Linked DNA regions of Homo sapiens: regions 1 and 2 are each linked to region 3. A link is a contact called in ENCODE Hi-C or POLR2A ChIA-PET data. All regions are on one chromosome and are shown on one strand. Each heading gives the region's core, a stretch centred on a gene start or an enhancer-like site at or near the end of the contact. The rest is flanking DNA. Distances are from core to core; before and after follow the strand shown.

Evidence for each region. Hi-C counts contacts between places; a loop is a spot of excess contacts on that map. ChIA-PET counts read pairs that join two places held with the same protein, here RNA polymerase II (POLR2A). Pooled maps may share reads with other maps.
Region 1: a loop to region 3 is called in a map with no recorded cell type, with 2.0 times the contacts of the local background. The contact joins two enhancer-like sites. A Hi-C loop is called at or near these places in 1 of 37 single-sample maps with no recorded cell type and 7 of 50 pooled maps. POLR2A ChIA-PET finds 5 or more read pairs at or near these places in 2 of 52 experiments (A549 and activated B cell).
Region 2: a loop to region 3 is called in a pooled map, with 3 times the contacts of the local background. The contact joins two enhancer-like sites. A Hi-C loop is called at or near these places in 2 of 37 single-sample maps with no recorded cell type and 9 of 50 pooled maps. POLR2A ChIA-PET finds 5 or more read pairs at or near these places in 2 of 52 experiments (CD4-positive, alpha-beta T cell and WTC11).

The regions. Positions count from the first base shown.
Region 1 is chr1:89,723,212-89,727,002 of GRCh38, reverse strand. No RefSeq gene overlaps it. Among named protein-coding and RNA genes, the nearest start is that of LRRC8C, 92 kb to the right of the region's middle. Within about 2 kb of position 2,367, at least 18 of the 41 ENCODE cell types and tissues checked have a DNase peak (open chromatin) inside an H3K27ac peak, as active enhancers do.
Region 2 is chr1:89,606,703-89,610,906 of GRCh38, reverse strand. No RefSeq gene overlaps it. Among named protein-coding and RNA genes, the nearest start is that of LRRC8C-DT, 24 kb to the left of the region's middle. Within about 2 kb of position 2,491, at least 12 of the 41 ENCODE cell types and tissues checked have a DNase peak (open chromatin) inside an H3K27ac peak, as active enhancers do.
Region 3 is chr1:89,048,523-89,052,658 of GRCh38, reverse strand. All of the region lies in intron 2 of LOC105378841 (a long non-coding RNA gene), which reads right to left. GBP1 (guanylate binding protein 1) reads left to right here. Exons shown (of 11, transcript NM_002053.3): 11 at 1-340. Among named protein-coding and RNA genes, the nearest start is that of GBP1, 15 kb to the left of the region's middle. RefSeq lists an enhancer at 1,385-1,969. Within about 2 kb of position 2,223, at least 2 of the 41 ENCODE cell types and tissues checked have a DNase peak (open chromatin) inside an H3K27ac peak, as active enhancers do.

The sequences.
Region 1 (3,791 bases), core at 1,118-3,617, 670 kb before region 3:
GGGTTTCCATTTTACAGATGAGGAGGATGTAGCTCAAGGAGCTAACTGATTTGCTCCAAAACACACATGCAGAAAGCGGCAGAGATGGGATGTAAACTCTGGACCAAATGTGTAATGGCCATGCATTACATCAGGGCCTCCCAGGCTCAGATTCTCTGATGCAGCCAAAGTTTTGGCTGTAGCCCTTAGTGCCTATAATGCCAGCTACCTGTCAACATCTGAACTTCAGAGAAAAGGGAACAAACCGTCTTCCCCAACTCCACTCAGTTCTTCTCCCAGCCCACCTAACTGCTCCATGATATAGCTAATTAGGCACTTGGCTGAGGGTGGGACCAGCATCAAGACATTTTACTACTTTCTGGGAAGGGTCAATACTTGGATATCTTCAATATAAACAGAGGCTGGAGAGTTTAAATAAACTTGCTCAAAGTCATGCATCAGGTAAATGGATAGTAAGAATTGGAACTCCTTTTGGACTCCAGGACTTGTGCTGGAAATGCAGGTCAAGCCTATCTTGTGGTCCACCTCGAAAGTCAGGGTAAGGCCCACAGACAATATCAAGAAGACACTGGGAAGGTTTTTGAGCAGAGGAGCAATAAGGTCAGAGTTACAGCTGGGAACACTAGTCTAATGGTGGAGAAGAGGAGAGAGTCTAGTGTGGAAGCGGGAGTGGCTGATGACGAGATTATTTAGGAGGCAGTTGCAAATACGAGAGTTGTGCCTAGAACAGGTTTACTTCTAAACACATGAAGCTGGAGATGACAGGCAGGAGGAAATGTCCATAAGGCAGTTGGAGGTGGGAGGTGGAAAAGAGATGCTAACCAGAACTAGAAATCTGGGAGTTGCCAAAAAAGGCTGCTGACATAGCCCTGAAGGTAAATGAGGCCACCAAGTGCTGGGGTAAGGACAAAGGGGTACAAAAGGCTGAGGAGTAAGCTTGAAGATTTGGCTTATGCAGAGGGCAGAAGAGGAGGGCTGTGAAAGACAGGAAAGAGGCAGAGGTCAAGCAACGACTTGTATCAGGCTGATCAAACAACTGGACAGCAGACACCAGAATCCCTCCTACATGATGGAAGTGTGTAGAGAAATACATGGGTAAGCCGCTAGGAGGGCCAAGGGTGGGAGTGAGGAGGTGGAGAGTGGGAGACCAGGAAACAAGAGAGAAAGTGAGAGGGCCCTCTGCCAGAAGTGAGGAACCTGAGACGGGTGTTGTGAAGCAGAGAAAAAGACGGAAGGGCTGGGAGGGGGAAGATGGGGATGGCTTTCACAAACATGGGGTTTTAGAGTAGCTTGCACTGCTCTCATGAATGCTCTGCTGTCTCTCCAAACCTTCAATAAAGTTTCTAAAATGCACAAAAACCTAGTGTGAGTGCTGGGGGAGATCCAGGAAGAGGGCAGTGGTTTACTGAAGAACAGGGATCAAACTCTAGAATGGAGATCTAACCTAAGCAATGGTGAGCTGATGAATGGAAGATGTTCCATAGAGACTGAGGCTCAGAGTCAGTGGCCTGAAAATGTAAACACATTGGAAACTTATGAAACCTTAGGGAGGGCAGTGGACTTGGGGGTATAGCCAATTTCATCTAAATCTTAGGGGACATACAGACTCCAGTTCGACATCTGCACTGCAACCTTATCATGGACGATCATAACTATTGAATATTCTTTCTGAACAAGCAAAATGTGTTGGTGGATTTTACAAGATTAAACATGAGTGACGCAAGCCCTCAATGATTTGGTTTGGAGATTTAGTAGGCTGGAGGGAGAACGCAGATCTTAATACAGCATTACATAGACACAGTTTACATCAGCCATTATAGGGCAGGCTGCCCAGCAGCGAGTCATTAGTTTAAATTGTCTGCTGAAGAACATCTCTGGGACTTTTCTGGTCCCTTTGCTCATGAGTAATTCTTTCCTAGAAAACTTTTTCCAACCCCTAAATGTTCCTCCTGATCTAGAAGAATGATGTGACCCAACTGAGAAGGCTGCCACAAAGCAAGGAGGCAAGAGACCTGCCCTCACTGCCTGTCCTGCAGTCACTGGGAGGGTTTGTAACCTTCACTAGGGTCAGGCTGGGGAGGGCAGGAAGCTAGAGCCCTGAGCACACTTCTGTGCTGGGATAAAAATGGAAGCTCAGGGGCTTGGCTAAGGCCCCACCCCTGGTCTCTCCACATTTTCACCACAGAGACTGATGAGACATTTCCTCTTATTCATTTGTGTAAGTCATAGACAAGAGGTGTGTGTACACACCCGTCTCTGAGCATTTAGGAAATTTTGGCTTACACTAGGAGAAGTAAGAGCGTTAACCAAAATTTGTAAAAGTGCCTCATTGAAATCCTGTCAAAAAGATAATGATTTTAAAGAGGGAATAAAATGAAATGATGGCTTTCTTGCAGCTATTCATAATACGCATTCTGCCAGGTTCCCCCTGCTTGCCCAAAGAAAAGGAGAAATGAAAACACTAGGTTTGTAAATTTTCTGCTTTTCTACAATAATTACTGGATATGCTGAAAGATTGTATGAAATTCATGAGTGTTTCTTGGCCTCTATGCATCCTATATTTCCTATCTATAAATGTTAGCAAACATTAAAGAGTTAGAGGTCCTTACATGTAAAACATTTAGAAGTGCTGCTCCATGGTTGAAGAATTTGGTGTGAGATTGTGTGACAGATTGTATTTTTCATAGATGGCTACAACAATAACTCCTGTTCCACATATTCTTAAGATGTGACACTGGCACTTCTCCCACTGAAACGTGGGTTCTGTGTCTTCTCTGCCGCTGCTCCGAAACGGGGCAAGATTTATGACTGTTTTAACTAATAAGAGCATGGCAGAAGTGAGGAATGTGACTTTCGAGGACAGGCCATGAAAGATGATGCAGCATCCTTTTTGTCTTTTGGAATACTTGTTTTGGACCCTAAGCTATTGTGTAAGATGCCTGACTACCCTGCAGCTGTCATGCTGGGAGGAAGCCCAGGCTGCATGGAAAGGTTTGCTATGGCTGATAGCCCCAGCTGAGGTTCCTGCCAACAGCTAGAATCAAACACCAGACATGGGAGTGAAGACGCCTCCAGATGATTGTAGCTCCTAGCCATTAAGTCTTGCCAACTGAGGTCCCACACATCATGGAGCATAAGTAAGAGGTCTTTGCTGTGCCAGATTCCTTACCTACAGAATCTGAGTGTTATAATGTAGTTGCTTTACACCGCTAAGTTTTGGGCTGGTTTGTTACATGGAAATATTAATTGCAACAGATATAAAACCAGGAGCCCTGTTCACTCCCTGAGTTCTTCTAAGATACTTTGTTGGAGAGTTATAGATTCTTGGAACACTATTTGAAAACCTCTGGACTAACTACTCTTCAATGGCTCCAAAATCTCTGCTTGTAATAAAACTAGAATTTAAGAGCTTCATCAGGAAAGAGAAGAATCTCGCGTAGTGTTATGGATTGAATTCTGTCCCCCTAAAAGATGTTGAAGCCCTACTTCTCAGGACCTGTGAATATGACCTTATTTGGAAACATGGTCTTTGCAGATTATCAAGTTAAGATGAAGTCATTAGGGTGTATGACTATGTTCTTATAAAAAGGGGACATTTTGACACAGAGATAGATACACATGGGGAGAATGCCACATGAAGATAAAGGCAGAGATGGAGGTAATGCATCTACAAGTCAAGGATCATCAATGATTGCCAGCAAACTACCAAAAATGAGGAGAGAGGGACGGAACAAACTCTCCCTTACAGTCCTTGGAAGGAACCAACCCTGCTGCAAACATCGTGCTTTAGA
Region 2 (4,204 bases), core at 1,242-3,741, 560 kb before region 3:
CCCTTTTCTATCTTACTGCTGATGGCAGTGGTGGGCCATCCAGAGCAGCCGCTGCCATTGCACTGGCTGCAGCCAGGCGGGACCCACTCCCAGGCCCAGAGCCTCTGCCACTCTGTTACCCTGGCCCCGTGTCATCTCTCTTGCCTACCGCCTCTGTGGGGAGGTGTGGGGAGGAGGTGGATAGTCCCCGGAGGAGCCTGCCCCTGGGAGCCCCCTGGAGCCTGCTGCCCTGGGAGCCTCCACGATGAGGCCAGGCTGAATTGCCCCCTGGTGTGGGGGCAGCATGGTTGGGCACAGAAGGGCACGCAGAGAGGAGCCCCGAGGTGGAGCTGGGCCAGGAGTGGTGCAGCGTTCCACGGAGCCTGCAGGAGCGAGGAGCAGGCAGGAGCCCCACCCTCCCAGGCGCCTCTACGGCCGCCCAGGTTGCAGCTGCAGACCCGGGCATCTCTGCACTCTCAGGGGACCTGGGAATCCCCATTGTTAGCCCCCGTAGGCTTGAAGGTGTCTGCTTCCACTGCCTGGCCTCTCCCTGCTGTTGGCTCCAATCACAGGGTGGAGTTGAGGCCAAGTGTGGGCGATGTCACAGCCGGGCTGGGTGTACACACACACGAGGCAGTGCTGACATGCCAGGCCCCTGCCGCCTCAGCCCCCTCTGGACTTTGGGCACTGACAAGCACAGTGGGGAGGGATGCCGAGGCGGGTGCTGAGCACAGCCTGGTGCTGGCCTGCAGGTGTCCCTTGGCATGAACAGCCTGGGTGTCATGAACAGTAGCAGGAGGCCGACTGGCTCCTGGGTGGAAGGGGACTGGTGCCTAGTGAAGCCCCACCCTCAAACCAGGGAGGACTCGAAGCCTGAGGGCCAGGCTGCCAGTTCCAAGGACCGGAGGGAGGACTTGTAGTGCTTTTTCTGGGCCAGCCCATGGCCACCCATGGACCAATCAGCACACACTTCCTCCCCTCTGAGGCCCATAAAAACCCTGGATTCAGCCAGACTCCGGCAGAGGACAGAGAGAGGATAGAGAGAGGACGGGGAAATGGTGGGATGACCCGCTACAGAGAGGAACTACCCACCTCAGTGTCTCCCGTCTGCTGAGAGCTGAGAAGACAATGGGATGACCAGCTGCAGAGAGGAACTACCCTCTCTGCTGACAGCTAGACACTCATCAGGATGACCTGCCTAGCAGAGAGGAGCTACCCTCTCTGATGAGAGCTGAACACTGGCTGAGATACCCACTGCAGGTCTCCTCTGAGCTGTTCTATCGCTCAAAAAAGCTCCTCTTTGTCTTGCTCACCCTCCACTTGTCTGTGCACCTCATTCTTCCTGGTCGCAGGTCAAGAACTCAGGGCCTGCCCAATGGCGAAGCTAAAAGATCTATAACCCCAACAGGGCTGAAACATGCCCCTTGCTCGCCACGTTGTGGGTGAAAAGGAGAGAAGAGCTGTGACCCTTCGGGAAGCCCAGACCTGGGAGCTCCTAGAGCCAGGGCTTTGACTCCCTCTTTGGGGCTCTGCAGTTCCTGATGTTTCCAAGTTTCTGGGTGCCACTACATTCCCTGGTGCCAGCCAAGGAAGCTGCTCGTGGTGCACCTGGTCCAGCTGCAGCCTCACAGAGAACCAGTGCCTGTGCTGGCACGTGGAGCTGCCCGCCCTGTGGTAGCAGCCGGCATGTCTGACTGCGCAGTGGCCAGACCCCATGCTCGCTTACACATCCCTTGCCACTCCACGCCTGACTCGCAGTCTCCCTTAGGGGCATGGGATCCAGACCGGTATCGTGAGCTGAGTGCAGCCTGCCAGGCTGAGTGGGTGGAACAAGCCTAGCGGGCCGAGCAAAACTCAGACAAAGGCACCACCAGCCACAGAGGTTTCCGGCCAGAAAAGTGACACCCCAAAGATCCCGTAACACTACCTCTTCAGATACATTGGCAATAGACCAGGACACGTTTTTAAAATTTTTCTTAATTTCTTATTTTTTCCTGACCCATCACCAACAGAAAGGTCACATTTTAAACATTCACAGAGACCAGGTCTAAGGTGAGTACACAGTGATGACAAAGTTTTGTTGGGAAAGGCAGACGTTCTGCACCTGATGCTACCTTAGTCCCTGCAAAGAGTCCTCACTTCCGTGACTAAGTGGAAATCAGCTACAATTACTTAAGCACGTCACTAAGGTTTTTGTAAATAAAAATTTCTGAATAAGAAAATTTGATACATTCTTCAGTTCTGGTGTTGTTACTAACGGTCTTAGTCAGTTTGAGCTGTGATAACAAGTATCCTAGACTGGGTGGCTTAAGCAACAGACACTTTGTTTCTCACAGTTCCAGAGGCTAGGAAGTCCAAGATCAAGGTGTTGGCAGATTCAGTTCTTGGTGGGGGCCCTCTTCCTGGCTTGTAGGCGGCTGAGTTTTTGCTGTGTCCTCACATGACACACACAGACAAAGAGCGAGCTGTTAGTCACTTCTTGTAAGGATACTAATTCTAACACGGGGCTCCACCCTCGTGACCTCATCTAAACCTAACTACCCCTCAAAACCCCACCTCCTAATACCATCACATTGTGGGTTAGAGATTCAATGTATAAATTCTAGGGGAAGACACAAACATTCAGCCCATAACACTAACAATCACCAAGGAACTCATATGTACAGAGTTTAGAAGTTAGCAAAGGAAATTCACGTAAATCACCTTATCTGAACCTCACAGTTGTTATCTGTGAGATAGCTATTTTTATTTTCCCTGTTTTGCAGATGAAGAAGCTAAGTTGAGAAGCATTCAGTGATTTCCCCAGGGTCATCTGACTAGTCAGTGGCAATGGTAGAGTGCAAAATCAGGTTTTCTGATTCCAAATCCCGTGTTCATTCAGCTGCATCAGGAATCAGGCCATTCCGCTCCTAGTATTAGCAGCAATAACAAAACAGGAACAGCAGCTGATGTGTATTTGGTGCTGTACCATGTGCCAGTCTCTTTAAAAATATTATCTCTCAGGGTAGATGCTAGCATTCTATTTTACATCCCCGAGAAAACTTAAAATTATCAGGGTTAAATAACTTTCCAAGATCACACAGCCAGTATATCCACAAAGCAAGTATTTGAACCAGGTTTGGCTGAGTCTAGAGACGATGTTCTTAATATGCCACTTTGCTAGAGTGGCCTTTGAAGTGCTCTTTGAAAGACAGTTTGTAAGATGAAAATATTCTTTTAGATATATTTATTGAGATTTTAGTCAGAAATGGATTTCTTGCCCATTAAAAGCACTAGTGCCCTACAAAGTGCTCTATTGAAAGTCCTATTTTTCAGGCACAACAGATGGAGGACAGATGTTTCTTTATGCTCTGAAAGGTCCACTTTATGTAGCTGACTATAATAAGATTGTATCTGGTTCCGAATGTTTCAGAGAAATGGTATCAGGCAGATCATTGTAAATGAAAGCCAAATCAAAGGCATTATTGCACAGATTTGATAGAAAAAAAAAAGCCAAAACAACAGGATGTTATTCAATGGTATGGGCGGAAACTTTTTCAGAGTTCATTCTGAACCACACAGACATTTTCAGATGTGTTCCACCCTAAGATTCAGCCTAGTGTCAGAGAAGTGCATGTATGCTTGATTGAGACTTGTGTGATGGGGTGAGGTGGTGGGGGCCTGGGGGTTGGGTGCCATAGGTGTGGGTAATGCAATACTGAACTTTATTTCAGTGTGATTTGGAATAACATGGAAAGCCTGGAGAATGAGTGGAAACTTTGCTGTGACTTAAGTAGACTTCGGATAAACAGGAACTTTCTATGAGTTCAGAAAACTTAGATGCCTGAGTGTATTTGAATACTCATTTGGGACAAATGATTAGACCTCTAAGATAATAGTTCCCAGCTTTTTGTGTGTATTGGAATCATGACTGCAACACCTGAGAAGGATTTTCAGGCCCAATACACAAGTACGCTCATGTTTTGACCAAGCTGACTTCCAGGTTAGAAAGTCCATTTGTATTCTACAGAGAATCATAGCATCTCAGAGCCTAAAAGTGGCCTTAGAGTCACTTAGCCCAACTATCCTCATTTACTGAAGAGGAAACTGAGGCCCCATGAGGGCTAGTGATATTCTGCCATCAAACTTAACACAGTTGGGAGGGGAATACCCTGAAGATCTAAAGGACACTAGTTCAAGGTAGTGTATGCAGATGTGGTTGAGTTTTCACATACTGTTTAAGAAC
Region 3 (4,136 bases), core at 974-3,473:
CAAATTCACATAATGCCAAATACACAATGTATTTATAGCAACGTATAATTTGCAAAGATGGACTTTAAAAGATGCTGTGTAACTAAACTGAAATAATTCAATTACTTATTATTTAGAATGTTAAAGCTTATGATAGTCTTTTCTAACTCTTAACACTCATACTTGAAAACTTTCTGAGTTTCCCCAGAAGAGAATATGGGATTTTTTTTGACATTTTTGACTCATTTAATAATGCTCTTGTGTTTACCTAGTATATGTAGACTTTGTCTTATGTGTGAAAAGTCCTAGGAAAGTGGTTGATGTTTCTTATAGCAATTAAAAATTATTTTTGAACTGAAAATACAATGTATTTCACTAGGCTTCTTATTTCTGATTTTCTTTTTTGCAGTTATTTTTATCAGAAAATAAGGTTTTACTCTTTATGGCAATGGCTGGTAATCTTTTCTGTAAAATACCAGATAGTAACGATTTATGGCTTTGCAGGTCATACAGTCTCTGTCTGAATTACTCAGCTCTGCATGTAGTGCAAACACAGCCATAGAAAATACATAAACCAATAGGTGTGGCTATGTTCCAATCAATTTTTACTTTCAATAACAGGATGGCACCCATAAGCCATAGTTTGCAGAACTCTGTTTTACAGAAACATTGGTCAGAGTTTTATATACCTGCATTGTGTTACTCACATGTATAAAAATCATATGGATTAGACTATATATATTACAATCTTGAAAAAACTATGCGGTTATTCAAAATAACACAGTGAGAAAAAAGCAAGGAAGCAGCTAATGCCATTAAATCCACATTAATAATCCTGTCTTTCCTAATTGCTTTGAGGCCTTTTGTTACCTTGAACTACCTGTGATCCAATCACACGGCAAATGCCTCCTTTCACAATAGAGCATGGTGCTGCCAAGCACTGTTTCTTCACTTGAACTGAAACTTTATAGAAGACCAGGTGAGAACACAGAATACTAGATGAAATGTTCATGTAGATATGCTTTATATTTTCTTCCAAGCTCCATTGCTACAAAGGTGTAAATAAAATACATTTTTATGAGTTGAAGTAACTTCACAGTAGAAAAGAATAACTCTGCCATTAAAAGCAAATAATGGTTTCTTTGTAAACCAATAAAGTATAAGAAAATGAAAAATCAGCAAAATTAAGTTACTTCCTCCCCAGTTTGGTAGTATTAATATTTAGACCATATTCTGGCCAGGCGCTGTGGCTCACGCCTGTAATCCCAGCACTTTGGGAGACCGAGGAGGACGGATCATGAGGTCAGGAGATGGAGAGCATCCTGGTTAACACGGTGAAACCCTGTCTCTACTAAAAATACAAAAAATTAGCCGGGCGTTGTGGCGGGCGCCTGTAGTCCCAGCTACTCTGGAGGCTGAGGCAGGAGAATGGCGTGAACCTAGGAGGCGGAGCTTGCAGTGAGCCGAGATCGCGCCACTGTACTCCAGCCTGGGCGACAGAGCGAGACTCCGTCTAAAAAAAAATAAAAAATTAGACCACATTCCAAACCATCTGACTTGGTTTAGTACTTTTCTCTAACATATGCCAGAACAGAATCAAGCTCTCTCCAGGGAGGCATGTTGCTTTCCCGTCCTTAGGCCCTCCAATGGCGTGCAAGGGTGCAGGCTATGGCGAGTGTGGCCGAACAATCACCAAGCTCCTGGATGGCATGCTTGGGTGCCAGTGGCAGGTGACCTGGGCCTGCTGTCACACTTCCTGATGTTGTGGGCACACGCCCGCAGCTACAGTTGAGGCAGCATGATCCCCAGGCCCTGGGCACCATGTTTGCGTGACGGGTGGTGTGAGAGCCTGTCCTCAGGACACAGAACTGCGTCTGGGCAGACCAGCTCCAGGACCATGGGAGGCACATGCAGATGCTTGGTGGCCCTGCTTCGGGTGGAAAGTTGAGAGGGTTGCTGTCGGTGGCAGTGGCCCCGGGCAAGTGGCTTTCAGAAACTGAGGAGTGTGCATTTGGGCTCCCTTTGTCCTGGGGGCAGTCTCCCTGGTGTGGTGCACTGCCTGTTCCTTACTGCACCACTGGATTCAGCCCACGGGACAAAGTTGCAGCCCTCTGGGTGGAAATGAAGAGATGTCCGCAGGGCTCCAGGGAAGTGGAGATGCTGGGGCTGTTGGGCCCCAGAGCAAGATACAGTCTGATGGGGGCTGGGCTTTCAAAATAGTGCTGCGCGGCAGCTCCTTGAGTCTTGGGAGTGTCAGTTACCTAAAGCAATGCAGGCCGTTTGCCTGATTGCAATGGAAAGCCAAACAAGGAAGCACAAGGGTTTTGTAGAGGGAAAGGTTTATTTTTATTCAACTAGGAAGGAGATGGGGGAAAGCATATCTAAAAATTTGTCTCTCAGATCTGGGGGTTGGGGCAGGTTTTATAGACAGAGGGTAATGAGGTAAGATCTGACTGCATCGTGCCATGAGGTGATGTCAGGGCTGGATCTGATCAGATCACAGATTAAGCCCTGAGGTGTCTCCTTCTTAAATCAGCCCTGCTCCTTGGTCCAAGTACTTAGGTTCCACCGTGGTTGCATGCAGAGTGTGTCTGGGCATGCTCAGGTAACATAACTTGAAACCAGGAGACCGTGGCAACAGTAAAACAACGCATTATTTTATTACACAAACTTGAACCACATTGGGCTGGTTCTGCATTTTCAAATCCCCCTTTTTTCATTGTTCATTTCTCAATCTTGAGGGAGAATGGGTGACAGACACTCTGGCACTTCCTGCTGATTAGGGCACAGACCTTGGTTAGAGGTATAAAATTATTTAGCACGGTGTTGTACGACTTCCCTGATATCAGGGTTATGTTTCAAAAGGAGTTGTTTGATTCAATTTTAGGAAAATGCATAAAGTGTTAGCAACTTAAACATTATTTCTTCCAGAGAACAGAAAGAATGCTCAGGTTTAATAGCCAAAGTTCCCACGCAGGTTCCCAATCAGGTCTGTTCATTCAATTGAGAATTAAAACTCCAAACTCACTTAGTTCTGATTGGTCAACCCAGCTGAGTTCTAATGGGTCAATACAGCTGAGCCCTGATTAGCAGAGGCAGGTGGGCTGAAAAGCCCCAAAATAATAAGGTATGTGTTTTGGGTGAACTCAGAACATGTGTGTGTCCCCTCGTTAGCAAATGGTCCCTTGGCTCAACTTGAAATGCAGGCCCAGTTAGCCACTCAGGATGCATCTTGAAAGACTGGCTCAAACTTGTTGGCAGACAGCACTGCATTCCATCACGGCATGGAAGTGATTAGCTACGTGCTTCAGGTTTATCTGGTCTCTTCTAGGGATCCTGGTGGCAGAGCAGTGGCCAATTGAGCAACTAGAGCCATTTACTTACAAAAGGCACTCAGGTACCTGTTAGATTCTAATCAAAGTCTCGTAGGTTATGTTGATTCTGGTTCCTGTCTGGAGTAAATTTAAAATTTCCTGGGTTAGGTCAGCATGATCCAAGCCTCTTGCAGATATCTGTTAAAACAGGCTAGAAGAGCTGGGCGCAGTGGCTCACACCTGTAATCTCAGCACACTGGGAGGCCGAAGTGGGCGGATCACCTGAGGTCAGGAGTTTGAGACCAGCCTGAGCAACATGAAGAAAATGCATCTCTACTAAAAATACAAAACTAGCCGGGTGTGGTGGTGCGTGCCTGTAATCCCAGCTACTCGGGAGGCTGAGGCAGGAGAATCGCTTGAACCAAGGAGGTGGAGGTTGCAGTGAGCCGAGATCCCACCATTGCACTCCAGCCTGGGCAACAAGTGTGAAACTCCATCTCCAAACAAAACAAAACAAACAAACAAAAAAAACAGGCTAGAACAATTCAAAAGAGTACCCAAATGATTAGCCCAAATAGAAGGATCATTAAGATCTGTAGGATGGAACACAGAAGGTATCCTAGACTAGAGACAAAAGCCAGCTGAAAATATCTGGAAATTGTAAATTCAAGCCAGGAAGTCCAGCCAGGAGGCTTTTTGAAGGTGTCCCATTCAGAGATTTAGCTAACTTTAGGATCTTAGATGTGTCCAATTCAATCTAACTAGATGTATTTACCCAGGTGCAGCAGCAAATGTTAGCAACAGCACAAACATCACCCTGTACAGCAAGAAGACAGTCAAAAA